Regions from separate parts of the Homo sapiens genome. Here region 1 is linked to region 2. A link is a loop called in an ENCODE intact Hi-C map of the cell type or tissue named here. Cell type or tissue: HCT116. All regions are shown on one strand. Each heading gives the region's core, and the rest is flanking DNA. Links, peaks and the distances in the headings are about the cores only.

Region 1 (14,821 bases), core at 3,799-11,798, 530 kb after region 2:
GAGAAGCCCCCCTCCTCAGAGTTGCCCATTTAAGATCTGTATTGGCTGGGCGTGGTGGCACATGCCTGTAATCCCAATGCTTTGGGAGGCCGAGGTGGCTGGATCACTTGAGGTCAGGAGTTCGAGACCAGCCTGGGCAACACGGTGAAACCCCATCTCTACTAAAAATACAAAAATTGGCCGGGCACGGTGATACATGCCTGTAATCCCAGCTACTCAGGAGGCTGAGGCAGGAGAATTACTTGAACCCGGGAGGCGGAGGTTGCAGTGAGCCAAGATCACGCCACTGCACTCCAGCCGGGTCGACAGAGCAAGACTCTGTCTCAAAAAAAAAAAAAAAAAAAAAAAAAAGCTGTATCATCTTAGAAGCTGTCTTAGCTCAGGCTGCTATAACAAAATACCACAAACTGGGTGGCTTAAACAACAAACCTTTACTTCTCACAGTTCTGGAGGCTAGAAAGTCCAAGATTAAGGCACTGGCAGATTTGGTGTCTGGTGAGGGCCTGCTTCCTGGTTCATAGACCACAGTCTTCTCCCTGTGTCTTCACAGGTGGGGAGAGGAGGTGAGCTCTCTGAGGACTCTTGTAAAGACCTGGATCCCATTCATAAAGATTTCATCCTCACGCCCTCACCTAATCCTAGTTACCTCTCAACACCCGCCCCCCCGCCTCCTAAGACCATCACATTAGGGGTAGGGTTTCAACGTATGAATTTAGGGAGGTCTCAAGCATTGGGTCCATAAGAGAAGCTGTCATTTTGAACTTCCCCCCATTTTACAGATGAGGAAACTGAATTCCAAGTGACAAAGTGACTCCTTGCCCAAGGTCACATGGCTAGTAAACCTTCCATCACCTCACATGGCCCGTGTTCCACTCAAGGCTGCACTCACAGTCTCTTCAGGAGCCTACCAGAGGCAGCCTGTCCCCTTCCACAGCCAGAGCCGCCACAGAGTTGGCCCCCAGCTCTCCAACTCAGCTGGCCCGGCTGTGATCTGACCTAGGAATTCCAGAAAGCACATGTGACCCTTAGATCCAACCCCCTGCCTTTGGACTGTGACTCTTTGTCAGGTACTTCAAAGGACAGAACTGTGACCAGTCTCTTTTCTTACTCATCAGACAATTGTGAGAGCTTTATTTATTTATTTATTTATTTGTTTTTTGAGGCAGAGTCTCTGTGATCCCAGCTGTAGTGCAGTGGTGTCATCATAGCTTACTACAGCCTTGAACTCCTGGGCTCGACTGATCCCCCCGCCTCAGCCTCCCAAGTAGCTGGGACCACAGGTGCACGCTACCACACCTGGCTGATTTTTATTTTTATTTTTGTAGAGATGAGGTCTTGCTATGTTGCCCAGGCTGGTCCCAAACTCCTGGGCTTATCAAGTTATCCTCCCTTCTTGGCCTCCCAAAGTGCTGGGATTATAGGTGTGAGCCACCACACCCAACTGAGAGCTGTTTTTGGTTGTTTAAGTCACAGTGGGCTGCCTGGGTGAAAATGTTTCACCCCTAAAAATAAATGTTTTCAAATCTGAGTTTAATGAGCAAGTGAGGTACTACAAGAATGGGCAGGAAGCTATTTCCCTAAATTAGCTTAAATTGTCAGTCATCAACTCTAGAATTCACCAGATAATAACATTTTATTATTTCTTCAGTCAGTGGTGTTTGAAAGTGAAAGTACATATTTTCCAAGTCCTCGAGGTCCTTGAGGTTGTGGGATAAAAGATAACACAGATCTATTCAGACACACCATTGTATTTACTTAAAAAAATTAGGAAGAGCCTTTAGAAAGAGGACTTAGCCAGGCGGAAACCTCCCCATGGGCTTGTCACGTGCAGCTCTGCCCTGTCACCTCCAGTCACATTCAGCGCCACAGATGTGTGGGCTCCTAGCAAGGAAATTGAAGGAGGGTCAGAAGAGAACAATGAGGGGAACCTGATTCCAGTTTGGTTTTGTTTTAAACGTCCTCCTCACCAAGCATGTAGAATCAGATGAAACATGAGGCCTTTGTGGTGACAGCAGAGGTGTCCCTCAGATTCCTGGTCTCCTCACACCCCGGGGGGATATGGGCCAGCCAGAGCTCCCTCCAGACCCCTGTTGTGCCCCCAGGGCACTGATTCCTGGTCACTCTCTCCTGTCTCCAAGCCCTAGGCCCTCAGATCTGGATTCCTTCAAAGGCTCTGAGAAGGCACAGGTTACAGTGGGACCATTATTCCCCGGAGCCAAGCTGTTGGCTTCTTGCTTGTTTAAACCCAGCGTCCTGGAGGTCCGTCCATGGCTTTCATACGATTCTTGAAGGTCACCCGGTCCACCCATGAAACTCCTTTCAGGAGGAAGCAGGGCGGCCAGTAAGGAGGATGGGATGGGCCTTGCCCGCCCTGCAGCCCTCATGCCTAGCTTTGTCTCTTCATTCGTGAAGAATTGTGTTTTCTTTTTTTTTTTTTTTTTTTTTTTTGGAGATGGAGTCTCGCTCTGTCGCCAGGCCGGAGTGCAGTGGCGTGATCTCGGCTCACTGCAACCTCCACCTCCTGGGTTCAAGCGATTCTTCTGCCTCAGCCTCCTGAGTAGCTGAGACTGCAGGCGCCCGCCACCATTTTTTTGTATTTTTAGTAGAGACAGGTTTTCACCATGTTGGCCAGGATGGTCTCGATTTCTTGACCTAGTGATCCGCCCGCCTCGGCCTCCCAAAGTGTTAGGATTACAGGCATGAGCCACTGCGTCCGGCCCAAGAATTGTGTTCTCTTCTAAGGTGATTCTTTAAGAAGATAGACCACAGGATGACATGTTCACACCAGAGAGAGGGGCCAGTCCCTCCTGGCCCTGGATCAGGGTAGCCAGACCCACCTGCCAGCTTACTGTGGGGAGAGGGCGTGGGCCCCCCAGGGGTGTGCTGAGGGATGGCGGAGTCCCCTTCCCCACGCGGGCGGAGCCAGACGGGACAGCACCCACCCCGTCGTCACCGCCCGTCCCTGTCCTGCAGCGCAGCCAACGTGAAGAAGTGGGAGATCGAGCTGCAGACCCTTCGGGAGAGCAATGCACGGCTGACCACAGCACTGCAGGAGTCGGCAGCCAGTGTGGAGCAGTGGAAGAGGCAGTTCTCCATCTGCCGTGATGAGAATGACCGGCTCCGCAACAAGGTGGGTACGGTGGATGCAGTGAGCCCCGAGGCCAGCTGGTGTGGGCAGTGGGAGATGGGGGCACCCACAACCCTTTTTCTCCCTCCCCAACTTTGCCCTTATCCCCATGGCCAGAGGAAGACTTGCTGCCTCTCCCATGGGAACGTCCCTCCCCCTCCCTGCCTTTCTTAGTAGGAATTTAACCACGTACATAATTGACTCATTACCTTTTCTGGTTTTATTTTCTTTCTTTTTTTTTGAGATGGAGTCTCGCTCTGTCACCCAGGCTGGAGTGCAGTGGCACGATCTCAGTGCACTGCAGCCTCCTGTCTCCCAGGTTCAAGTGATTCTCTTGCCTCAGCCTCCGAAGTAGCTGGGATTAGAGGCGCCTGCCACCATGCCTGGCTAATTTTTGTATTTTTAGTAGAGACAGGGTTTCACCAAGTTGGCCAGGCTGGTCTCAAACTCCTGGCCTCAGGTGATACACCCGCCTCAGCCTCCTGAAGTGCCAGGATTACAGGCGTGAACCACTGTGCCTGGCCAGACTCGTTACCTTTTCTGAACCAAGTTTTATAATTCCTCTTACTGAGGAGAAGATAAACTGGAGGTGTCAGCCCTGTCTCTCTCAGAGTGCCCTCCCTCAGCATTTCTGTGGTTCAGTGACCCTCCGTGGAGGAAGGGGACCCAGAGGGTAGGTGAGAAACAGACTTGGGAGATGGTGAGTTGCGCCTGCTTGGAAGTCCTGCTTCCATTCACATTATTGTTTCTAAACATGTAAATTTGGAGTTGAGAAAAGGATTATGGTGCTTGAGGCGTGAGGAGGGTAAACAGGTGCTGACCTGTTGTACGCCCTCTACTCTCCGACCTTGACATCCTGGCATTTTGATTTGTTTGAAAATGCACCTGTAACCTTCCCTGTCATTAGTCACACTCTAGTTCATAAGGTGCTTTTGGGGTGGCCAGAGACCCCCCATTGAGGTCTTGAGGTTTCTCTGCTAACCTTGTTTTGATCATGGTTAATCCTCCCACTAGAAACACATAGGCTTTGGAGTATGCTCCGTCAGTGCAGGGTTTTAGGGGGACAGGTCCCATTTAGATTGGTGTTCACTCCCCCTTGACCCCCTTTTCTCCCCTGCCCTGCCCGACCTGGAGGGCCCCTGCATCCCAGCCCTCTGTCACACTGTCTTACTTTCATGCTAATGCCACATAAAAGTGTCTCGTGTCATTTTTTCATCTTGGTGCTGACGGTTGGGCACCAGGCCAATTGCTGACTTTGCACGTTCCCACCCGAGGCCTGGCAGATCTGCCTGCCAGAGGGATCGATTGCCCTTTCTTGCATTTTCAAGAAAAGAGCTGAGTTTCTCACTTTGGTCTCAGTCTGATAGCCAGCAGCAGTGCGGGGGGAGTGGAGGAAGAGCATCACGCACAACTCGCTCCCTTGGAGGCGTGTCGACCTCCCTGAGTCGACATCTCACAAGCTTGCCTCCCAGGGTTGGAGGCGGAAGTTGGTGTGGTTTCCAGCAGCAGCAGGGGCTGGGAGTTCAGACCCCAAGGCTTGGTGCAGCCTGCCTCTGGGAAGTGTCCTCGGTGCCCTTCATGTCAAGGACTGCTGCTGCCTGTTCGGGGGGACTTCACTACAGTGCTTTTGTGTTGCATGTGGGGTCCACGCCTGCTGTCCACTCTGCACACACATTTTGGCCCCCAGCATTCAATGGCAGTGTGAGAGTGCCAAGCCCTTGCACCCCTGTTCCACACAGGTAACTGTTTTGAGGGGTCAGCCTTGGAAAGGGAAAGATGCGGTGTAGGGATTTGCCATTCAGCCTTGGGGAAGAGGCCCACAGGCCAGGCCCCTTCCACGTGCATTCCCAGGGGAAGGTCACCTTGATTTATAATATTCGAAATGTCATTGCTTCCCTTTTCGGCAGCCACTGTACCATGAGGTTGCTTGATTTTTCTACCCTGCTGGCTTAAACCCTTGAGATGAAACAGAATAATGCAGGACGTGATTACAGTGGTGTAACAGTCATTCTGGAGAAAAGCAGATCAATTCAGGGGACACTTGGCCCTTGCTTGTGATGGATCCTTAAAGCAAATCTGAATCTACTTCTTCACGGCCATGAGAGGAAACCAGAAGCCCAGAGCATCTTGAAGGCAGGCTTTATTACTTATTTGGCTCTGCTGGTAAGATGCCTCTGGTAAGGCATCATGTGCAAAGCAGGTCCCATGCAAGCGGTGCAGGCAGCCCCATGATGGAGCTGCATGGGGTTTGTTCATAGCCACAAAGAAAATCTTATAAGTGGATTAGTTTAGGGTTTATTTTAAAAGAAAAGAGAAGCATAGCTGTGGTGATCTCTTGCTTAATGACTAATGTTAAGCTGGCGTCCCTGCTTTCCTGTGTGGTGTGTATTGAAGATTGATGAGCTGGAAGAACAATGCAGTGAGATCAACAGAGAGAAGGAGAAGAACACGCAGCTGAAGAGGAGGATCGAGGAGCTGGAGGCAGAGCTCCGAGAAAAGGAGACAGTGAGTAATGGTGCTCCGAGCAGGGCCCCTTGGCGTCCTCTTGGCCTTGCGGGGTGGCACACAGCAGGTGTCTTGGGGCCTATGACTGGCCCTGGCAGCTGCCTGGATAGCAGCACGGAGAGAGAGCTGGGAGCCACAGCAAGGTGCAGACAGGCTGGAGCAAAGGCCTCCCCATGACCTCTGCCGCCTCCCTGTTACCCCTGTTCTATAGCTGGTCGTGCAGATCCACAAGGGAGCTGAACATTTCACAAGACACTCAGATGCGTTTGTCATCTGTCCTCAGAAGTTGAGTTTTGCTGCCAAATTAATGCCGCTAGAGACCCATGATGTAACCACTTATTTTCTTTTTTAAAAAAATTTAAAATGTATTTATTTTATTTAAGATGGAGTCTCATTATGTTGCCCAGGCTGGTCTTGAACTGGGCTGAAGCATTCCGCCCACCTCAGCCTCCTGTGTAGCTGGGACTATAGACACACGCCATGAGAGCACCACACACACGTGCCCACCACACCGCAGCCCAGCTCCCGGCGCCAGCCACCTGCACTCACTGCCACCATGCCTGGCCTACAGTCATTTATTTTCTAGGGGGCAGACAGTTAAGTGCACACATGTTGGAGGCCGTGCTCATGTTACCAAACTCCCTAGGCCTCACTTTCTCCACTTATAAAACAGAAATCGGAAAAACATCTGCCTTGTGGTGGTGTGTACAGACTTCACGTGACAAGGCGTGTGACACACTTCACCCTTGAAATTCCCTGAGATGAAGTATTCGCATGGTCACTATCACTGTCTATGCAAACAGGACAGGGTCCCAAAGCTGCTTCCACGAGCGTGCACACATTGGTGATTTTCAAGAATATATTTTATCTGACTTGCTTTCATGTTCTATCTCAAATTTTTTTCATGTAGGAGCTGAAAGATCTCCGAAAACAAAGTGAAATCATACCTCAGCTCATGTCAGAGTGCGAATATGTCTCTGAGAAGCTAGAGGTACGTGGGTTGGGGGCACAGCCATCCTGGCTCAGACAAGAAGGCACAAATGTCATGGTACTCATTTTCCTGCTTCCTATCACTTTCACACTGAGAATGCTGAAGGAGAGATTTTCTATTCACAAAAAGCTGGCAGTGACTGCACGCCAGATGGCACCGCATCCACCCCTGCCCCCGGGGCAGACTCAGCAACGTTTGTCTTTTGGTTTTGCAAGTTCTATGAAGGCCCCTGTGCATCACCACAGTGTAGACGACTGTTTCCTTGCAGATCCCTGGTGGGGGTGAGGAGCGGGGGGGCGGCCTGAGAGCCCAGGGTCAGGGTGTGGGGCCACTTCAGCCACTCCCCTGCCAGTGGCCTTGGGCACTGACCTTGGGCAGGCCTTCCTCCCTATCCTCAGATTTCTGATCACTAAAATGAGGATTTTCAGGGCTTCCTCCACCTCGGAGCGCCTCTTCCCTGCAGGTCCTCTGATATGCACACGGCGCTTCATGTAGTTACATGACCCTGGAATTGGTAACTGCTTCCTGTGCACATGTTCAGAAAGGTCTCTGTTTATTCCCTCAACATAAAGCTCTTATTTGATATGAAGAGTTAAAGGCTTATGGCTCATTTAAGGACTCACAGCTGTCCTGTCTTTGGGAACCTGCTTGTGATTTACCTAGATGTGCCTCTGTAGGCTTGTGGGGCCCAGCGCCACAGAACATCTCCATGGTAACAGCATCAGAGGGTGCACAGACTGGCTGTCCCTGAGTCATTGGCATGGCCAGTCCTTCCTCTCTGAGGGCCAGAGGCTGGCCTGGGGCTGAGGAGGCCACGCCTCTCTGTGGGACCAGGGGAACGAGCCACTCTCCCATCTGTTCTGTCTCTCAGGATGGAACTGAAATGTGGTCTCTGCTAGCCACTCAGACAGGGATTTCAGACTTTCCCTGCTGGGCCCTGTGTGAGGTCTCCCTCAGGCAGGACTCTGCGTTCTGCCTGCTTTGTTGGGTCTTGGGTTTTCAGGCTGGGTGTTGGTCCCTCTGTGGGAGAGCAGGCAGGAAAGGAGGAGGTCACTGAAGTGCCTGCTGCTTCCCTTCTGATGTCTTGGTCACAGGCTTGTGTGCTGGGGTAGCATGTCTCTAGGCAGCTTAAGCCCTGGCCCAGGCCCTCAGATTGGATGGAGAATGGTTGGTTCAGCTGTAGCAGGTTTTGAAGGATGACTCTCGTCACTCAGTTTTCTAGACCCTTCTCCCTTTTGCTTGGCCAGGCGGCAGAGAGAGACAATCAAAACCTGGAAGACAAAGTGCGTTCCTTAAAGACAGACATTGAGGAGAGCAAATACCGACAGCGCCACCTGAAGGTGGAGTTGAAGAGCTTCCTGGAGGTGCTGGACGGGAAGATTGACGACCTGCATGACTTCCGCCGAGGGCTCTCCAAGCTGGGCACCGATAACTAGGGCTGGCCGAGGCCCAGGCCCCGCCCGTGAGTCCCAAGCGTGTGTGCGAGACCAGATAGCTCTAGGACGTTCTTCTGTGTGCATTGCTTCTGTAAATGCAGGCGCAGTTTGTCGTGTTTCCAAACCAGTTGTGCCGTCCACTCACTCCTTTTCAGAATAGAAATCTCCTCTCGCTTCTCTGGCCTTGTGAGGTTGTGGACAACTGGAAGATTCTGACTCAGGAATCCAGAACTAGGTCTACCTTCAACATTTATGCAGTCAGGGCAGGGATGTTTATATCTTTCATAAGGGCTGTTGCAACCATATGAACTGAAAAAACACGCATTTTGTAATCCAAATATTGATATTCTTTACACCAAGCCATCAGGCTCCTTTTATCAAATAGCATTCAGAGTATTTGAATGTCCACCAGACACCAGCCCCGGGGGGCACAGAGAGAACAACATTCCTCTCTGTCAACATCGAGAGGCTTTAAAACAACTGTTTAGTGGAAACTTTCTGAGAGATGGAAAACAAGCTTCTGGTGGGTGCATTTTCTGGCCCGGAGTTGCCTGCATCCACGCTACTGCCCCCTGCCCCCCGCCCCCCCAGTTTGTACGGTTGCAACAGTGTTCCTTTTCTTGGTTTTAATTTCTGAGCAGATGATTGTGCTGTGGGAACAGCACACAGTGAGGGTGCCTAGCACAATGTCTGGCACAAAGTAGGTGCTTAATAAATATTTGTTCAATTAAATGTGTACACAGAATTTAGTGTTTTAATCAAACCCCACAGCAGAGCTGGGACCCTGTCGAATGATGCACCATCTTTGCTGTGCTGGGTAGTTAACAGACATGAATACCACTGTCTGGTCAAACCCAAGCTGGGGCTCGGGTGGCCCTGGGGCAGGGAGGGAGAAGGGGAAGCAGCAGGAGCTGGTCTCAGGCCCCTGGAGCCCATCCGTGATGCTCTGCCCCTGGGGCTCTCCAGACCCTCGAATCACCTTCTCCCCTAGGAATGGTGACCCAGGGATTCCAGGTATAGGGGCTGCCCAGGGCTTGGTACCTAGGGTAGGATTGTCTTATGGGTCTGGACAGCTGGGAAGAAATCACAGGCATTTCGGGGGGAGAGAGCAGCTCAGCTGACAAGCCTTGGCCCTCATGACAGAGGTGTTCCACCCAGCTCTGCGTCCTGCCTTTTTCAGTTTCTCCTAGGGAAGGGACTGCAGCCATAAACCTCTCCTCTCTCACAGAGCTGCTCAGTGGGGCCAGCGGGCCTGTGGGTGCTGTTGGCATCCTGCCCTGGGAGATTGCCCGTGTGTGGCAATAATGGCTTGAATCCCTGGCCCCACACATCTCTAAATGCCTTGAGCAGGGGGGAGGCTTTGGTGCCCCCTCACCCCTTTGAGAACCACCTAAGAGGACTACTCCTTCTAGAAACCTTCTCCCATGGACGTGGTTAGACTTTCTCCCTGCTGAATTTGGATTAATGAGCAAACAACCCGAGGAAGGAGGGAGATGGGGTCCGAACCCAGGTGCCCTGGGCCCCAAGGTGAACACGAGTCCTCCTGCTCTCCTTCCCTTCCCCTCACGGAGACGCCTCTCTGAGCTGGGGAGTCTTGTTTGGGATGTGGATGGAAGGGAAGGCTGGGCATCTGGAGCACCAAGGCACTTTTAGAGGAGCTCCCGCAAGGTGAGTGGGGGCTTTGGTTGAGTACATAGGGCTTTTGGCAGACAGGAAGTGGAAAGCGTGGCCAGCCATCTTTGTGATTCGGGGTAGTCTGCTGCTGGCCCTTCCCTTTCCCCAGAGCTCCAGACGGCTCTCAGGACAGTTGGTAGCAGCTCCCTCCTGGCTGCACCAGGAGACCAGAGAGCCGAGCTGGCTATGAGTCAGCCCCGTGGCCCAGCAGCGGGATAAGGGGATTCTCAAGCCAGCCTGGTCTGCCCAGCAGCAGGCTGGGTGTGTGGCTGCCTGGGAGCAGTGGACACTGGGTTCCAAACACCTTCCGCTGGGGTCTTCAGATGACCTCTGCCTTTATCAGGTGACTTATGAATCTAGAAAGAGCCCGCTTGACTGACAAGAGAATGCTCAGGTGACATGCATAGAATAGTTACTGAAGCCACTTGTACATTCTGATAGCAGTGACTTTAGAAAACTCCAGAAGTGGAGGTGTAGAAAATGTTGGAAGAGCCATTTCCACAGTGGGCTGCTGTGCAGTTGAGACCCATGATCCCAGTTCACCAAGCACTGAAGAGTGTGGTGAGCATCCTGTGGGCAGCAGGTGAGGAACTTGGATTCCTCCTGCTGTGTGTCCAGCTCTACAGCTGTTGCAACCCTGGAGCTAAGAGTAGTAAGGACTCCCTTAAAGGGAAAGGTAAGTTGGGCTTGGCCGTGAAAGCACAACAGCTTTTACAAAAGCACTGAACTTTCCATTCCTTCTGCTTTTCTCTGAAGATCTCAGTGTCTTTTCATTTACTTTCTTTTAAAATAGTGGCCCTGGAGCAACCTGGACGGTGTTCCCTTGAGCTGGTGTGACGTGCCCTCGTTTATTCTGACATCCAGCCCAGTCTCAGTACTGTTGTCATAACCTTACGCCAGACTCAGGCAGAATGTAAGCCATTCACTCGTGAGCATCGCAGCCGCTTGTGCTGCCTGGAAGCTGCAGGGCCAGGACTGCATTTTCAGTTTGCAATTGAGGTCTCCTGATTTTGGTGTTTCCAAGACTGGCTGCTATACCTTGATAAGCTTTCCTTCTGCCTCCATGAAACCTGGTGTCTAAAAAAGATCAACTAAAACTTGGAACCCTTTAACCAAGAGGACCTTTAAAAATAACCTTTCATTCCAGTCAAGACCCAGCTGGATGCATTTTAAAGTTGGGAGTGGCGAGGAAGCCTTCCTAGTGCCGCCCGGGGAATGTAAAACCACCAGAGCAACAGGTTGGGACAGTATGGTCAGGCCTTGGAGGGAAAGAGAACCAGTATCCACACAAGACCTCGAACTTGTGTGGCCCCTCAGTTTCATCTCTCCTGCCTGCCATCACATTAGACTTTAATTGGGTGAGAGAACAGGGCAGAGACTGTCACCTGCATTTTGCAGATGGGAAGTAGAGACAGAGAAAGTGACACGCCCAGGGTCACCCAGCGGTGACCAGCAGCGTGGACTCTGCATCCAGGTCTCCTGGACCTTGATGCAGTATCTTTTGAGACATGCCACTCTAGTCCCTTTGGTGACCCGTGGGTGCCAAGAGAAAATAATTCTTATATCCTGATAAGAGCATATTACAATTATATTATTTCAATATGTGTCCACAGCAAAGGACAGTTTACAAAAATGTGAATCCGAATGACATTTAGGAATGTTTGTTATAAATGATAAGTTCCACTTTGGAATGATTCTGGTTTTGCAGGAATCTTTCCAAGAAAGTTGGTTAAAATGATGTCTCTGCCTGTGAGGCCAGTTCTATGGAAAACAAACACACCCTGAGTTCTTTATTGATGGCTTTAGTGGAGGCAGAGCAGTATGTTCAAAACAAGTGGGAGGCCCTGAGATCGCAGGAATGGAAACAGAGTTCTGGCTGGGGGTGGCCTGTCCACTGCCCGCCCCTTCCTGGAGATGCACTCCTTTCTGGCTTTCTGGGGAGGGAGCAGCCTTGCTCAGTGGTGGGAGCAGCTTGAACGGGACCTGATCAACACCCAGGAAGACTGTGCACAGAGGGCAGTTGGTCTCCAGCCTGCAGGCTCCATGAGCACAGCCTTGATGGTGGTGGGCAGGCGCCTGCCTGCTGTGGACTACATTTGATGCAAAACATCAAGTAAAGGGTGGAGCGTAATACAGTGAATATGCCTCCCAGAAACATCATGCTCTGCCTATTTTAACAGGGCTCTTTTTCTTTAGAAAAGTCTCCTTCTCTATAGAAACCAGGGACAATTTTGGATGAGAGCCAACCACAGGACGCGCTGGGGACGTTATGGTGGGACCTCACATGTGGCCAGGTGCACCTTTGGGAAGAAGGCAGACGTGATGTGACTTAGCACAGGCACTCAAAAGAGGCAGCCACTGGTCTTTGCTAATATCCAGAAGTGGATTGTTTGTTCCATTCATCCTTCTAGAAGCTAAATTCTTTCATTGCCTTGAGACATCACTAGATTTTGAAGCACTTGCAAACTAGAAGCTTGCAAGATCAATGTCCATGTATATTTTTAAAGATATGCATGCTTTAAAAGGACCCTAATTTCTGAGTACATGGCTTCCCCAAAGAAACAGTATATATTCTGGAGATGATGGGGGTTTTGGCATGGAGAGGGACTCCTGTCTAGTCTAGAAAATGTTACTTACATGCCTCTTCCATGTACCGATCTCAAGAATATGGGTTTTCTAGTTGGCTTTAAACACTACCCAGGCAGGAAGGTGGCTTTGGTAAGAATTTTGAGCTGGATGAAATGTTCTAGTGAACTTACGACTGTGTATGTGCGCACGCGTGTGTGTGTGTGTGTGTGTGTGTGTGTGTGTGTGTGTGTGTGAAGAAACAGCAAAAGGGGAAGTGGGAGAAACAGTAAGGAAGCGTTTTTAATTAAAAATATGTATACCTAAGAGGAGACTTTATTTTCTATTTCTGGTGGTGGTGATCTATGTTCTGGAATCCATTTACCAGAAGTTTGTGGATCTTTTGTTTGAAGTGGAATTGTTCAGTGCCCTACTCTCTTTGACGGTGCAGAGCCTTGCGGCAAAGTGTTCTCCTGGGCCCTAGAGACCCCCAGGGCACCTGGCAGGAGCCCGTAAACCACGGCAGAGTCCCAAGTGGTGCATGTTTTGGCGAGTGATGGGCAGGACTGATGATTCACAGCTGTGAGGCTGTGCTATTGTTTTTACCCTCTTGTACTGCTTTTAATAGGAAGTCCCGACTTTACGTCAGTTGTGAGAGCAGCGTCTTATGATGTGACAGGCAAGAAGACATTCCTTGCATCAAATATAAGAGTTTAATGAGAAGAGTGGAGTGGATAAGTGAACTCTCCCAAGAGTACTGTTTTTTGTTTCCCTTTTTAAATGCTTTCTTGGTACATAAATAATATAATACTTTTTTTAAAGAAATTCCAGATGAGTGGGAAAAAAACCAATCACCTGTTATTACACTATCTGATTATAACCACTGTTAACATTTCAGTTTTTATCTTTTCAGACTTTTTTCTATGCATCTGTGTGTGTTTTATTACTTTTTCCATGAAATATAATCATATTATACATACTGTTTTATAACTTTTATCCCTTTTAATGCTATATTGTGAATAGATTTCTATATCAGTAAATATGTAATTACATTATTTTTAACCTCTATGTAGGTTGTACCTTGGATACTTAGGTTGTTTCCAATTTTTTTACTGTTGTAGTCAAGGACATAATGAAGTTCTTCTAACATCCTTGCGAACTTTTCAGAATATTGACTTAGGGTAATTTTCTGAAGTTATCACTGGCTCAAAAGTACGCGCCTCCCTATCTGCGGCTCCTTTCCTTCTGAGGCATACAGGACTTCACCCTCCATCCCCCTTGTACTCATTCAGGGTCCTATGACTAATTCTGGCCAATGAAATGTGAGCACAGGTGACACATGAAGCTCCAGACAGACACTGAAATGCCCATGAGCAGTTCCGCAGTGTCTGCCTTCCCTTCCCTCAGCAAATGCTGATGTCCCAGGGACAGAGCCTCTGTCAAGCCTGGATCCCTGAGTGACTACGTGGAGCAGCCCCCTTCTCCCTTCATGTTACCCTCACCTGCCACCCTGCATGGACGGGTAGCATGAATAAAAAAAATAAACCTTAGGTGTTAAACACTGGGGTTTCAGGGTTAATTGGTTAACTGCAGCATAACATATCCTGTTGCAACAATAAAAAAGAATGCACATTTTTAGGACTTGTAATATGTATTGCCTCAAATTGCCTTCCAGAAAGACAGACCCAATTATACTCCCACCCACAGTGTGTGAGTGTGTACTGCTTCCTCTTTAACACTGGAGTTACCCTGGGGACAGAGAGCTAAAAAAAATATTTTTTTGGTTAAAATGTAACCCTTTAAGGTGTTCAGCAGTATCATTGATTTCTAAGAGGTTTATTTCATAAACATTGTAAAACAAAATTTTAAGTTGCACGTATGGCTTTTTAAAAACGTTTAGACATTTAAAAAAACACCTTTTAGTCAAGTTTATCTGTTACTTTTTTTTTTTTTTTTAATGGTTGCTACCTATGCCGTCATGCTTATGCAGGTCTTTCCAATTCTTTTTTTTTTTTTTTTTTTTTTTTTTTTTTGAGACGGGGTCCACCCTGGCCCCCAGGCTGGAGTGCAGTGGCGTGATCTCAGCTCACTGCAACCTGCGCCTCCCGGGTTCAAGCGATTCTCATGTGTCAACCTCCCTCCTGAGTAGCTGGGACTACAAGTGTATGCCACCACGCCCAGGTAACTTTTTGTTTTTAGTAGAGATGGGTTTCGCCATGTTGCCTAGGCTGGTCTCGAACTCCTGAACTCAGGCAATCCACACGCCTTGGCCTCCCAAAGTGCTGGAATTACAGGTGTGAGCCACCAAGCCCGGCGAGGTCTTCCCAATTCTGATGGCAAGGTTGTATAAATATTCACCACTATCTTATTCTTGTACTTTTATTATTTCTTTCTAAACAGTTAAATCTGTGATCTGGCTGGGCGTGTTGGCTCTTGCCTGTAATCCCAACACTTTGGGTCGCCAAGGTGGAAGGATCACTTGAGTCCAGGCATTTGAGGTTACAGTGAGCTTTGATGGCACCG
Region 2 (14,821 bases), core at 3,285-11,284:
GAATCTGTAAATTACCTTGGGCAGTATGGCCATTTTCATGATATTGATTCTTCCTATCCATGAGCATGGAATGTTCTTCCATTTGTTTGTATCCTCTTTTATTTCCTTGAGCAGTGGTTTGTAGTTCTCCTTGAAGAGGTCCTTCACATCCCTTGTAAGTTGGATTCCTAGGTATTTTATTCTCTTTGAAGCAATTGTGAACGGGAGTTCACTCATGATTTGGCTCTCTGTTTGTCTGTTGCTGGTGTATAGGAATGCTTGTGATTTTTGCACATTGATTTTGTATCCTGAGACTTTGCTGAAGTTGCTTATCAGCTTAAGGAGATTTTGGGCTGAGACAATGGGGTTTTCCAGATATACAATCATATCATCTGCAAACAGGGACAATTTGACTTCCTCTTTTCCTAATTGAATACCCTTTATTTCCTTCTCCTGCCTAATTGCCCTGGCTAGAACTTCCAACACTATGTTGAATAGGAGTGGTGAGAGAGGGCATCCCTGTCTTGTGCCAGTTTTCAAAGGGAATGCTTCCAGTTTTTGCCCATTCAGTATGATATTGGCTGTGGGTTTGTCATAGATAGCTCTTATTATTTTGAAATACGTCCCATCAATACCTAATTTATTGAGAGTTTTTAGCATGAAGGGTTGTTGAATTTTGTCAAAGGCCTTTTCTGCATCTATTGAGATAATCATGTGGTTTTTGTCTTTGGCTCTGTTTATATGCTGGATTACATTTATTGATTTGCATATACTGAACCAGCCTTGCATCCCAGGGATGAAGCCCACTTGATCATGGTGGATAAGCTTTTTGATGTGCTGCTGGATTCGTTTTGCCAGAATTTTATTGAGGATTTTTGCATCAATGTTCATCAAGGATATTGGTCTAAAATTCTCTTTTTTGGTTGTGTCTCTGCCAGGCTTTGGTATCAGAATGATGCTGGCCTCATAAAATGAGTTAGGGAGGATTCCCTCTTTTTCTATTGATTGGAATAGTTTCAGAAGGAATGGTACCAGTTCCTCCTTGTACCTCTGGTAGAATTCAGCTGTGAATCCATCTGGTCCTGGACTCTTTTTGGTTGGTAAACTATTGATTATTGCCACAATTTCAGGTCCTGTTATTGGTCTATTCAGAGATTCAACTTCTTCCTGGTTTAGTCTTGGGAGGGTGTATGTGTCGAGGAATTTATCCATTTCTTCTAGATTTTCTAGTTTATTTGCGTAGAGGTGTCTATTATTGTGTCTATTTGATTCTTCTCTCTTTTTTTCTTTATTAGTCTTGCTAGCAGTCTATCAATTTTGTTGATCCTTTCAAAAAACCAGCTCCTGGATTCATTAATTTTTTGAAGGGTTTTTTGTGTCTCTATTTCCTTCAGTTCTGCTCTGATTTTAGTTATTTCTTGCCTTCTGCTAGCTTTTGAATGTGTTTGCTCTTGCTTTTCTAGTTCTTTTAATTGTGATGTTAGGGTGTCAATTTTGGATCTTTCCTGCTTTCTCTTGTGGGCATTTAGTGCTATAAATTTCCCTCTACACACTGCTTTGAATGCGTCCCAGAGATTCTGGTATGTTGTGTCTTTGTTCTCGTTGGTTTCAAAGAACATCTTTATTTCTGCCTTCATTTCGTTATGTATCCAGTAGTCATTCAGGAGCAGGTTGTTCAGTTTCCATGTAGTTGAGCGGTTTTGAGTGAGATTCTTAATCCTGAGTTCTAGTTTGATTGCACTGTGGTCTGAGAGATAGTTTGTTATAATCTCTGTTCTTTTACATTTGCTGAGGAGAGCTTTACTTCCAACTATGTGGTCAATTTTGGAATAGGTGTGGTGTGGTGCTGAAAAAAATGTATATTCTGTTGATTTGGGGTGGAGAGTTCTGTAGATGTCTATTAGGTCTGCTTGGTGCAGAGCTGAGTTCAAGTCCTGTATATCCTTGTTGACTTTCTGTCTCGTTGATCTGTCTAATGTTGACAGTGGGGTGTTAAAGTCTCCCATTATTAATGTGTGGGAGTCTAAGTCTCTTTGTAGGTCACTCAGGACTTGCTTTATGAATCTGGGTGCTCCTGTATTGGGTGCATGTATATTTAGGATAGTTAGCGCTTCTTGTTGAATTGATCCCTTTACCATTATGTAATGGCCTTCTTTGTCTCTTTTGATCTTTGTTGGTTTAAAGTCTGTTTTATCAGAGACTAGGATTGCAACCCCTGCCTTTTTTTGTTTTCCATTTGCTTGGTAGATCTTCCTCCATCCCTTTATTTTGAGCCTATGTGTGTCTCTGCACGTGAGATGGGTTTCCTGAATACAGCACACTGATAGGTCTTGACTCTTTTTCCAATTTGCCAGTCTATGTCTTTTAATTGGAGCATTTAGTCCATTTACATTTAAAGTTAATATTGTTATGTGTGAATTTGATCCTGTCATTATGATGTTAGCTGGTGATTTTGCTCGTTAGTTGATGCAGTTTCTTCCTAGTCTCGATGGTCTTTATATTTTGGCATGATTTTGCAGCGGCTGGTACCGGTTGTTCCTTTCCATGTTTAGCGCTTCCTTCAGGAACTCTTTTAGGGCAGGCCTGGTGGTGAGAAAATCTCTCAACATTTGCTTGTCTGTAAAGTATTTTATTTCTCCTTCACTTATGAAGCTTAGTTTGGCTGGATATGAAATTCTGGGTTGAAAATTCTTTTCTTTAAGAATGTTGAATATTGGCCCCCACTCTCTTCTGGCTTGTAGGGTTTCTGCCGAGAGATCTGCTGTTAGTCTGATGGGCTTCCCTTTGAGGGTAACCCGACCTTTCTCTCTGGCTGCCCTTAACATTTTTTCCTTTATTTCAACTTTGGTGAATCTGACAATTATGTGTCTTGGAGTTGCTCTTCTCGAGGAGTATCTCTGTGGTGTTCTCTGTATTTCCTGAATCTGAACGTTGGCCTGCCTTGCTAGATTGGGGAAGTTCTCCTGGATAATATCCTGCAGAGTGTTTTCCAACTTGGTTCCATTCTCCCCTTCACTTTCAGGTACACCAATCAGACGTAGATTTGGTCTTTTCACATAGTCCCATATTTCTTGGAGGCTTTGCTCATTTCTTTTTATTCTTTTTTCTCTAAACTTCCCTTCTCGCTTCATTTCATTCATTTCATCTTCCATTGCTGATACCCTTTCTTCCAGTTGATCGCATCGGCTCCTGAGGCTTCTGCATTCTTCATGTAGTTCTCGAGCCTTGGTTTTCAGTTCCATCAGCTCCTTTAAGCACTTCTCTGTATTGGTTATTCTAGTTATACATTCTTCTAAATTTTTTTCAAAGTTTTCAACTTCTTTGCCTTTGGTTTGAATGTCCTCCTGTAGCTCAGAGTAATTTGATCGTCTGAAGCCTTCTTCTCTCAGCTCGTCAAAGTCATTCTCCATCCAGCTTTGTTCCGTTGCTGGTGAGGAACTGCATTCCTTTGGAGGAGGAGAGGCGCTCTGCATTTTAGAGTTTCCAGTTTTTCTGTTCTGTTTTTTCCCCATCTTTGTGGTTTTATCTACTTTTGGTCTTTGATGATGGTGATGTACAGATGGGTTTTTGGTGTCGATGTCCTTTCTGTTTGTTAGTTTTCCTTCTAACAGACAGGACCCTCAGCTGCAGGTCTGTTGGAATACCCTGCCGTGTGAGGTGTCAGTGTGCCCCTGATGGGGGGTGCCTCCCAGTTAGGCTGCTCGGGGGTCAGGGGTCAGGGACCCACTTGAGGAGGCAGTCTGCCCGTTCTCAGATCTCCAGCTGCGTGCTGGGAGAACCACTGCTCTCTTCAAAGCTGTCAGACAGGGACATTTAAGTCTGCAGAGGTTACTGCTGTCTTTTTGTTTGTCTGTGCCCTGCCCCCAGAGGTGGAGCCTACAGAGGCAGGCAGGCCTCCTTGAGCTGTGGTGGGCTCCACCCAGTTCGAGCTTCCCGGCTGCTTTGTTTACCTAATCAAGCCTGGGCAATGGCGGGCGCCCCTCCCCCAGCCTCGCTGCCGCCTTGCAGTTTGATCTCAGACTGCTGTGCTAGCAATCAGCGAGACTCCGTGGGCGTAGGACCCTCCGAGCCAGGTGCGGGATATAATCTCGTCGTGCGCCGTTTTTTAAGCCCGTCGGAAAAGCGCAGTATTCGGGTGGGAGTGACCCGATTTTCCAGGTGCGTCCGTCACCCCTTTCTTTGACTCGGAAAGGGAACTCCCTGACCCCTGGCGCTTCCCGAGTGAGGCAGTGCCTCGCCCTGCTTCGGCTCGCGCACAGTGCGCGCACCCACTGGCCTGCACCCACTGTCTGGCACTCCCTAGTGAGATGAACCCGGTACCTCAGATGGAAATGCAGAAATCACCCGTCTTCTGCATCGCTCACGCTGGGAGCTGTAGACCGGAGCTGTTCCTATTCGGCCATCTTGGCTCCTCCATAAAGTTTCCTTTCTAATCAGTAAGAGATGAAAGCACAAATGGAAAAATAGACAAAGGACATGCATAGGCATAAATTAAGGAGGAAATGAAAATGGTTAATAAACATAAAAAATCAAGGAAATATTAATCAAAACAATCATATCTTAAATCTTTGGAAAAGGGATTGAGTGCTCAACAAATAATGTTGAAAAACTCGGCCAAACTTTTAAAAAGCATTAAATTAAGTCCTTATCTATGTCAGACATCAAAATAAATATGAGAAAAATTAAAAGTTTAGGCCAGGCACAGTGGCTCATGCCTGTAATCCCAGCAATTTGGGAGGCCGAGGCAGGCGGATTACTTGAGCCCAGGAGTTCAAGATCAGCCTGGCCAATGCAGCGAAACCCCTCTCTACCAAAAATACAAAAAACTACTGGGGCATGGTGGTGCATACCTGTAATCCCAGCTACTCAGTAGGCTGAGGAATGAGAATCACTTGAACCTGGGAGGCGAAGGTTGCAGTGAGCTGAGATTGCACCACTGCACTCCAGCCTGGGCGACAGAGCAAGACTCAGGCTCAAAAAAAAAATAAAATAAAATAAAAAAATAAAAAAAATAAAAGTTTAAATGTAAATGAAAAAATTATAAAAATGAAAGGGGAATTGAACCTTGAGGACATTATGCTAAGTGAAATAAGCCAGTCACAAAATATAGGATTCCACTTCTATGAGGTACATAGAGTAGTCAAAATCATAGAGACAAAAAGTAGAACAATAGTTGCCAATAGCTAGAGTCAGAGAGGAATGGAGAATTACTATTTAATGTGTGTAGAGTTTTGGTTCTACAAGATGAAAAGGGTTATAAAGATGGTTGCACACATTATGAGTGAACCTAATATCACAGACTGTACACTTAAAAATAGTTAAGATGGGCTGGGAGCTGTGGCTGACATCTGTAATCCTAGCACTTTGGAAGGCCGAGGCGGGTGATCACAAGGTCAGGAGTTCGAGACCAGCCTAACCAATGTGGTGAAACCCTGTCTCTACTAAAAATACAAAAATTAGCTGGACGTGGTGGTGCACGCCTATAGTCCCAGCTACTCAGGAGGCTGAGGCAGGAGTATCGCTTAAATCTGGGAGGCAGAGGTTGCAGTGAGCTGAGATCGTGCCACTGCACTCCAGCCTGGGCAACAGAGAGAGACTCCGTCTCAAAAAAAAAAAAAAAAAAAGGTTAAGATGGTAGACTTTATATTGCATGCATTTTACCACAATAAAAAACATTTGGGAAAATAAATGGAGGTGGAATGGAAAATTATGTTCTTATATTCTTGATATAGAGGAAACCTTTCTTGAAGTAAGTTGATGTAAGGTTGATAATCTTGACTACATAAAAATGTAAAGCTTCTATAAGGCAAAAGAGTGTTTAAAGTTAAAAGACAAACAGGGATAAAGTCTTCATGACGTGACAAGCAAGGGGATAATATTATTATATAAAGAGCTCCTAAAAATTAATAAGAAAAAAACTGAACACACCTAGTAGTAAATGCCCAATGTCTGGTCAGCATAATAAATAATGATAGCAACAGTTAATTTACAGACTAAGAAATGAAAATAGTGAAAAGGTGTTTTACTTACCCTTACTAATAATCAAATAAATGGGAATTTAAACAATTAAAGATTATCATTTTCTACTTTCAAATTGACAGAAAGTTAAAAAGATGGAGAATACCAAATTTGGGTGAGGGTGTGGAGAAATAGGCATTCTCATGCTTTGTAGGTGAGGGTAGAGATTAAAACAATCTTCCTGGAGGGCAATTTGCCAACATATTTTAAAAACCTTAAAAATGAGCATACCATTTGACCTGTGACCAGCAATTATCTTCCTAGGAACTTATCCTAAGAAATTCATCATGTATGCGTGCGTACATTTGTTTATGGTTAACAGTTGTAAGCAAGCTTAATGTCCAATAGCAGGATTGGTTAAATGATTTTTGGCAGACTTACAGGAAGGAATACTAAACTACCATTAAAAAATAATGTAAAAGAAAATTTACTGCCATGTGAAAAGATTCATGATATATTCTTACATGGATAAAGTAAATTACAAAACAATATGTGTAACATTTAATGTAAAAGAGTGGTTACCTCTGGGGAGCCAGTTGTTTTTACTTTCTTTTTGCATTTTCTTTACATTGTCCATTTTTTAAATAAACAAATACTGATTTGTAATCAAAAGATACATAGTAAATGGTTTTTGTTTGTTTGTTTGTTGTTTGTTTTTTGAGATGGAGTCTCGCTCTGTCGCCCAGGCTAGAGTGCAGTGGCGCCATCTTGGCTCACTGCAACCTCCTCCTTCCCGGGTTCAAGCGATTCTCCTGCCTCAGCCTCCTGAGTAGCTGGGATTACAGGTGCCACCACCACACTTAGCTAATTTTTGTGTTTTTAGTAGAGACAGGGTTTCACCATATTGGTCAGGCTGGTCTTGAACTCCTGACCTCAGGTGATCTGCCTGCCTCGGCCTCCCAAAGTGCTGGGATTACAGGCGTGAGCCATTGTGCCTGGCCGCTATTTTAAAAATTACTATTGTTTGGAGATATCAAACATTTGAGAAATATAATGTCATATTCTTAAATATTCCAGTTCTGTAAGATCTCTTCAACCTGTGGTTATAAATGGAGACACATTATGAGTCATCATTCCTGTTTCAATGTCTCTGAAACCGTTTGCTGAGCTATTCTTCCTGGTTCCCTCAAAACCTCCTCATCGAGTTACTTCTGGGAGGAGAGTTGGGGTATCACAGAGACTTGCCTTCTTGCGCTCCATCCCCATCCAGGTCTGCTGCTGTGAAGCCACTTGAGGGCGCCTCCCCACTGTGACTGTGACACTGTGACCAAAGGGACCTGCCCAGACAGGATGCATGCCTGGGGACACTCTCTCTCTGAGCTCCAAATAGCAAGCCAAGGCACCTGGTGTCCTCACCTGCTGAGCCCCTGCCAGAAGTGAGGAGATGTCCCCCTGTCCCACTCTGGTCACACTTTGACACTTGGACCCCATTATCCCCCAGAATCCTACCACCTCCCCAAACATTCCTCCCACTCTTGTCTTCAGCCCTTCTCTTGATCAACCTCACACAAGGGTGCTGAAGTCCAGCCCCATCAGAGCCTCCTGTTTTTGAGACCTTCTTATCCTCCCTCTTGCCCCAACCCCTACCTCCCATACTGGCTTAAGACCCCTCTGTCCTGTAGCCAGAAAATACAGGTCACAAGCACTAGGAAAAATCATATGACTAGTCTCTCCCCAGTTTAACAGTGGACAAAGGTTTATTGCACTCCTACTGTGTGCAAAGGACGTTGGACATGGGGATGAGCACGCCCCCAGGAACTTCCACCCAGCTCACAACCCAGCAGGGAGGGGTTTGTGTCACATTCACCATCTGACTAGGGAGAGACAGAGTTTGTGGTGAATACCCACATTCTTAGCCTAAGATTCACCTGCTAATTGCATCTTCTAATGTTGTCCAAGTTTTGCTAGGTGACACTCCTCACTCCAAGGAAGCTGTGCCTTTCTTAGGGTAGCCCCCAGGGCATCTTGTTGCCAAAAGGCCTCAGTTTCCCTAGAGATCTCGGTTCCTACACTAACTGCCAAGCGCTGGAAGGGTGGAACCAAGATGAGGCACAGTGGGGCCGGTGCTCAGGAAAGCAGGCTCCTCTGGGGCAGAGAATGCCCGCCAGAGAACATGCCCCCCGACCTGGGCTCCCTTTCGGCCATTGATGAGGAAACCTGTCCCACGTCTGCGGCAGCGATGAGGCCTGGAGGGCAGGGCCTGGCGCTGCCTGGCAATGAGCGTCCCAGGTATTTGGTGAGTCCAGGAGCCCGAGGACTGGGCATAGGGTGGGGCCCGTCTCCAGTCAGTGTTGAAGGGACAGGAAATTCCTATTGGCAGGATGACCTCATGCTGACAGTGCTAGGGCGCGCCCGACAGGGGTTAATCTCAGAGACGCAGTGCCTTGTCCCGGGACAGGGCCCAGGCCACCGCCCGCGGATTCCTCAGAGGAGGGTGCGGGGAGCATCTTTAGAGGCTTGGAAGCTTAAATTACTTGCAGACTCCAGAGCACGGATGCCTTTCATTCGGGCCACCGCTCATCCAACTCCTTCTTCCATGCCCTCGTGTTAGATTTTGGGGCTCTCCTGCAGGTGCCTAGGGAAACTCGGATCCCGCACCCCACAGGGCTGTAAAACCAGCTCCTTCCCGTGCAGCCCAAGTTCCGCAGGGCTTGGAGGCAGGGTGGGTTCCCTCTGCTGGTGCACTCCCTGTCCTCGCCTTGGACCAGGCGGTTCCCCGTAACTCAGGAGTCCGCGATCAGGACTTGCTCAGCGCGGGAACGTCCCCTGCAAGACTGGGGACTGTGGCCGGGACACCTGGGCCAGGGCCAAGGGCGGGGTTGCGCGGTCTCCACGCTTGGCTTGGCCTGGGCCGCGCAGTCTGTGGTGTTGCCAGGTACTCCTGGAATCGCCCCGCGAGTGGTAGGCAAGGGGGTGCGGGTGGGGACGAGACGTGGTAGGGGAGCCTTCTGGAAAAGGCGCTCGTGTCTCAAGCCCCGCCCCCTCCCCCCACCACTCCCAGGTGCAGGTGGTGTGTGTGCCTCAGTGCAGACCGGCCCAGGCCTGTCAGGGCAAGCATCTCCCTCCTCCTCACCCCCACCCCGTTCCCCAGTCCTCCTTGGTCCCTCCCCTTCCCAGTGAGATGAGAGAAGCCACTGGGCACTAAGCATCGGGGCTGAATTGGGGGGCAGGGCGCAAAACAAGAGCCTTCCTTTCTCAAGTTGGGCTTAGAGAGCGCTACAGTTGGTGTGGGCTTCCATTCCATGTTTGTGATCTTTACTGGTATGCGGCATGAATGCAACAATAGACAGATGGGCCAAAGGATGGACGGATAGACTGATGCCCTGACTGTCCTCCCTGCCTCCAGTCCAGGTCTGGAGAGGTTGCGAAGCAGCCTCCCCATCTCTTCCAGTCCTGGAAGGGAAGAGGAGCCAGGAGCAAATTCCCTGACTCCCCCCAGAGCATGTAGGTGGGGCGGAAGTGGAGTCAAAGGTGACCTGACCTGGCAGAGGGAGGTAGTAAAAGCACTCTTGCTCTCCCAGGAAGGCAGCTCAGAACTTCCAGTCACAGAAAAATGGGAAATGGAGCATGGAGTGTCTCAGACTAGAGAAGGAACCCTGAGGAGGTTGATGCTTGGGCAGAGGTGTTAGGGGGAGGTGACTTTTAAGCCTTCAGACTTTGTCCGTTTAGTACTTGCTTTTGTTTATGGTTCCTTAGATGCTTAACCTGAGTGATGTACGTAAAAAATGTAACTCTTCTAAGCAATGAGGAAAAATAGGGAAGGAAACAGTGACTGAGATCTGAGCAAAGCGCCTGGAGAAAGCAAATAGGCCCAGCACTTGCCTGCAGTTTCCTGAGGCTTTGTTCACCTCTGTGTCTTCAGCAACTAGAATAGTGCCTGGCACATAAAAGACCCCCAGTAGCTATTTGTTGAATGAATGAATGAGAAGGGAGGAGAACCTCCAGACCCACCTGTTTCCATCTCTCAGCAGAGTCACCATCTTGCTGTGAGCCAGTCCCTGACTCAGCCCGGCTCTCTGCCAGGTGTCATTCCTTCTCATCCCCTCGGCCACTAATAGGAGGTTGCAGTGAAGGCCACTGCACTCCAGCCTGGGCGACAGAGTGAGACTCCGTCTCAAAAATAAATAAATAAATAAATGAATAAATAAATAAAACTCCACTGATGGCTGCCATGCAGCAGGAATGGCAGGTGGTGGGGCAGATACTGTGAGTCAGACAGAATCTCTGCCCTCTGGGCATTCCCAGTCCAGTGGGGAAAATGGACAAGAGGCAGATGTCATCAGTGGGGTGAATTGTGTGGGGAGAGGATGTGCATGCCTGCACAGGGGGACATAAGTGACAGGGGCTGTGTGAGCCCAAGGAGACCTCACCCATTGCTTAGGAGCAGGACTTTGTGAGTTCCGGGCAGATCCAGGCTTGAATGCCAGCTCCACCCTGGTATAACATCGGGCAAGTTACTTAAGCTACACTTCATTTCTTGCCTACCAAATGGACATGATGCCCTCTTCATAATCTGGTGTGAGATGAAATTGATATAATACATGCTAAATGCTCAGCCAGGGCCAGATACTGAATGTTAGTGATTCTTGTTAAGGGAGCATTCTTGTTAAGGTATTAAAGAGAAGGTGACATGGCTTAAAGGAGGACAAGGAGCAAAAAAGAGAGTAACTTGGTGATTCTAAGTGAAGTTATGGTAACTAAGCATGCCTGTAGAAGGAGAAAAGCTAAGAGAAAGGAGGGAAAGAGAAAATTCCCTCCGAGGGAAAGAGAAAAAGAAAGAGAAAGAGAAAATGTCTGATGAGAAGAGCAGGCTTGGGTTTCATGGGATGAGATGGAGAGGAACCTACCAGGAAAAGAATAAGAATTAATGGGATCTGTCCAGAGCCCAGTTATTAGGCTGAAAATCTAATATTTTAATGAGCCACTCAACAGTGTTCTAGTTAGGAGTGAGAGCTAAGAAGGCAAATAATGGGGCTAGTCTGAAAGTGGAGCTGATCGGGAGGTGCTGGAGGAGGAGACAGGCCTAAGAGAGAATCCTCAGTGTTTTGTTAAAGAGATTGACCACCAATTCAAGGACTTGGCACAGAGCCTGGCATGTAGTAGTGATCCCATAAATATTTATTGATGCCTGCTTAAAGAAATACAGGAGATAAACCTATTCTCTAGAAAACCATTGGAGACAGATGTAGGGGACTCTGATCATTGTCTACTAAACCTGTTTGCTAACAGAAGGACCCCAGTGCCTCGACCTCAGGACAAGCATCATGGTTGGCATAAAACATTTAGAGTAATGCTGTTCTCCTTTGTTTTGGTCAATGAGACATAAAGGAATTCTGGAGCCCAGACCTCAGTCAAAAGACATGGGTTTTTTTGTGTCTACTCTCTCCTTACACGTTGGGCCATTAGTGTCAAAATATGATACCTGAAGCTGCAGCAGCCTTGTTGCAACCGCAGGGAGACAAGCAATCGACAAAAATCCAATGTGCTGGGAATGGGACAGTATAGAAACAGAAAGACCAAGGGTCCTCGACGGCATGGATGAGCTGCACCAGTCCTGGCACCACCTAGCTTTAGACTTCTTGTTAAGTAAATGATAAATGTCATTTTTGATTAAGCCATTGGTGAGTTAACCGTTACTTCCAGCTGAACACATCCTAACTGATACAATGGGCAGGGCCACCGTGTTATATAATTCCTGTGGTAGTCTATGTGGAAGTACCCCAAGAGTTGTGTAGAATGGCCTCTTGTCAGCTGGTGATGGCTGACAGCCTGGGAATAGGACCTTAAGGTTTTGAGGACTTCGAAAAGTGGGTTTATAAGAACGCAGAAGACAACACTTCAAGCTCCGAGGTTCCCAGGATTTTCTCTCCTGGGGATTTTCACCACCTCTATTCCCAGGCCCTCCCTCGCCCACTCGCCGCCTACAGTTTCTACAGTTCAGCCAAAGAATTAAGAAGTCAATCATCTTCCTTTGCCTTGAACCTGCAGTCTTCACTAATGACTCTCTAGAGTCTCCATAACTTACTTTGGGGAGGTGCCCCTCCCCTTCCACATGGAGAAAGGCAGGCACAGCCCATGCAGACCATACTCCCCTTATGGCCAGCAACCTTCTCATGGCTCCTTCTGCTGAGGGGTGGAGGAGGAGGTAGTCTCCGGGAGCAGGATTGGTCCTTGCATTTCCCAAGATTAGTGGCCACCCTTGCTGGCAGCCCCCTGGATTCACTCAAGATTGAGCTGCTTATTAACTGCAATTCCAAGACAACAGGAAAATCCCTGTCTCTCATCTTCTTATTGCCTTGATTAGTTATCTTTTATACCTGTGGGTACATATTCAGAGTCACACTGGCTGCATGTTCAGCTTTCTCTCCCTACCAGATTAGAAAACTTGCAAGTTGGAGGTGCAACTATACAATATTTAATGACTATTTTAGTACTTGGGGTCAGATTTCTCTTCTGTATATATGTACCATGGGTCTCCTAACCCCACTTTAGAAAATTACTGTCCTACTGATCATTTTAGTCTAACTTTGGAATGGCTGTGGACTCTATGTGTATGTGTGTGCAGTGGGAAAGTACTTTTGGATTGTCTTAATTTTGTGAAGGACTAAAGTCTCCAGGGACCCTAGACCAGCCCAGATGAATAACGTAGTTCCAGTAGGAGGAACTGAAATCCTAACCACAAAGTAATTCTCCTGGACCTCCTGTACCTCCTGGTCCTCACTTGTTCCTTTCCTGTAGCATGTAGAAAGCTACCTTGTGGGCCTGGCGCAGTGGTTCATGCCTGTAATCCCAGCACTTTGGGAGGCTGTGGCAGGAAGATCACTTGAAGTCAGGAGTTCAAGACCAGCCTGGCCAACATGGTGAAACCCCATCTCTACTAAAAATACAAAAAAATTAGCCAGGTGTGGTGGTGCATGCATATAGTCCCAGCTACTCGGGAGGCTGAGGCAGGGGGATCACTTGAACTCGGGAGGTGGAGGTTGCAGTAAGCTGAGATCGCACCACTGCACTCCAGCCTGGGCAACAGAGTAAGAGACTCTGTCTAAAAAAAAAAAAAAAAACCCAGAAAGCTACCTCGTTGGCACAGGCCAAACCACCATTGCATCATCAGGACCCAGCACAGTGATAAGCACCCAGTAGGTCCTCAATAAATATTTAAGGAATATATCAATGTTGACATCAAGCTCATTCAGCAGTGTCAGAATCTGTGGTTAAAATCCGTTACTTTTCCTAGAGAGTATATTAATGATAGCTAATAATGTCATAGATAGAACATCCTTTGCCTAAGATACATAGAGATTAATTATTTAAGTCCATATAAAGAACTACAATCAAGTAGGGCAGGAGTTGAAAGGCATCATTAGGATATTTCAGCTGGAAGTCACTGTTGATCTGGGAGAGGGGCAGTTTCAGGAGGACTATTGAGAGAGGAGCTCAGATCTCTGTGGGTTGGGAGACAAATGGGGAACCAGAAGCTTAGAGAATCCAGGATAGAAAAGCCTTTGAAGATGCTTCATTGTGAAGGGAGAAAGGGAGCAGGATTTCTCAGGGCACCTGGCATTTTTCTAATGCCCTTCTCTTCCATTCCTTCCCCTACCTGGCATCCAAAACAATAGAAGTCAAGTCAGCTTAACAAAATGCACCCAGAAATATCACCCTGGTCCGACCTCCTCACCCCACCTGACCCCCAATAGAAGGAAGACAGCGTAGCAAAACATCATGCTTTGTATGAAGATACAAGTCTTCTGAAAGTTTCCTCTTTCCTCCCTTCAGAAAGTCCTACCTGGTCATTGCCTCAGAAACACAAGGGCAAGTAGTATTTGACCTTTTGGTCCAAGAACCCCTTGAGAACCTGACAGTAGCTATGGAAGGGGAACTGCCTATAATATGCAGATGCACAGAATATTACATCTATCAAACGGGGCTCAGACAAATCCCTGACCTCAGGGCTAGGAATCACGACTCTCGAACTACTGCAAGAAAGAGGGTGCCTTAAATACATATTGTCTGGAAGATTCCTAAGAAACCTCCTTCATTGCTCAAAGAAAGCCCATGGAAGGAAGCTTTATCAAATTCACAAATTTACTCTGCTTCCCTTGTTAAATCCATAAGGACTCCCTAGGGGAGGGAAAAGTTTAGGAACTGGTTCTCAGTCAGGCACAGGTGCGACTAGGCTCAGCTCCACGCCATCTCCTGAAACGTGGGTGGAGATGATGGAGGATTTCGTCTGGGCCCCCAGCTCTGAACACTATCTGCTCCACTGACTGAAAGGAGGCTCCCAGTCTGGCAGGGAAGCCAGGAACGGGGGCTCTGGCTCTGGGGCAGCTGCATGCCTGCCAGGTGGAGAGTTAGCATTACGCAGGGGTCCTGGGACCAAGTATACTGGCACCCCCCAGGAGAAGGGGATATGAGCACACCTTCATCCCTCTAAGCTACACCTTCACTGAGTCTTTGTACCTGCAAAGGCTGTGAGCCATGCAGTTCTGCTCTAATTCTAGCATGAGCCAGGCTGAGGGTAGCCCAGGAACTCAGCTTTGTTGACCTGAAGATTATTTTTTCCCCTCCAGTAGTTTTACTTCTGTCTCCTCTTCAAGCTAAAGTTTTCGGGTCCTTGGGTAGCTTTTTGGAGGCTTCTGTACAAATGTTTTTGGCAGTGAAAGCTACCCGTAACATCTCGAATTAGAAATGTATATTTTTAAATCCCTAATTGGTTCAATAACAATATGGAGAGACACACAGAGACACTCTGCTAAGTGGGACCTTTACTACTGGAATGTGGAATTTAATACGTTCATCATTTAAATCATTAAATTCTCACCAAAAC

The links. Hi-C counts contacts between places; a loop is a spot of excess contacts. Peaks named below come from ENCODE experiments on the same cell type or tissue, not always from the same donor. Only the 100,000 strongest peaks of a DNase experiment are listed, where the experiment ranks them.
Region 1: a loop joins it to region 2, with 15 times the contacts of the local background. A loop is called at or near these places in 2 of 110 quality-filtered maps.

What each region holds. Positions count from the first base shown.
Region 1 is chr15:82,842,953-82,857,773 of GRCh38, reverse strand. It overlaps HOMER2 (homer scaffold protein 2), which reads left to right. Exons shown (of 9, transcript NM_004839.4): 6 at 2,974-3,130; 7 at 5,522-5,632; 8 at 6,543-6,623; 9 at 7,871-8,791. The coding sequence ends at 8,059. Among named protein-coding and RNA genes, the nearest start is that of WHAMM, 41 kb to the right of the region's middle. RefSeq lists an enhancer at 7,198-7,973. In HCT116, for the core only: a CTCF peak has its summit at 7,951 (motif pointing left); a DNase peak (open chromatin) is centred at 7,973; H3K4me3 peaks cover 365 bases; H3K27ac peaks cover 460 bases.
Region 2 is chr15:83,373,225-83,388,045 of GRCh38, reverse strand. No RefSeq gene overlaps it. Among named protein-coding and RNA genes, the nearest start is that of SH3GL3, 67 kb to the left of the region's middle. RefSeq lists enhancers at 3,488-4,117, 7,673-8,872, 8,482-9,312. In HCT116, for the core only: a CTCF peak has its summit at 7,221 (motif pointing right); DNase peaks (open chromatin) are centred at 7,225, 7,825, 8,305, 8,685 and 1 weaker place; H3K4me3 peaks cover 2,145 bases; H3K27ac peaks cover 1,854 bases.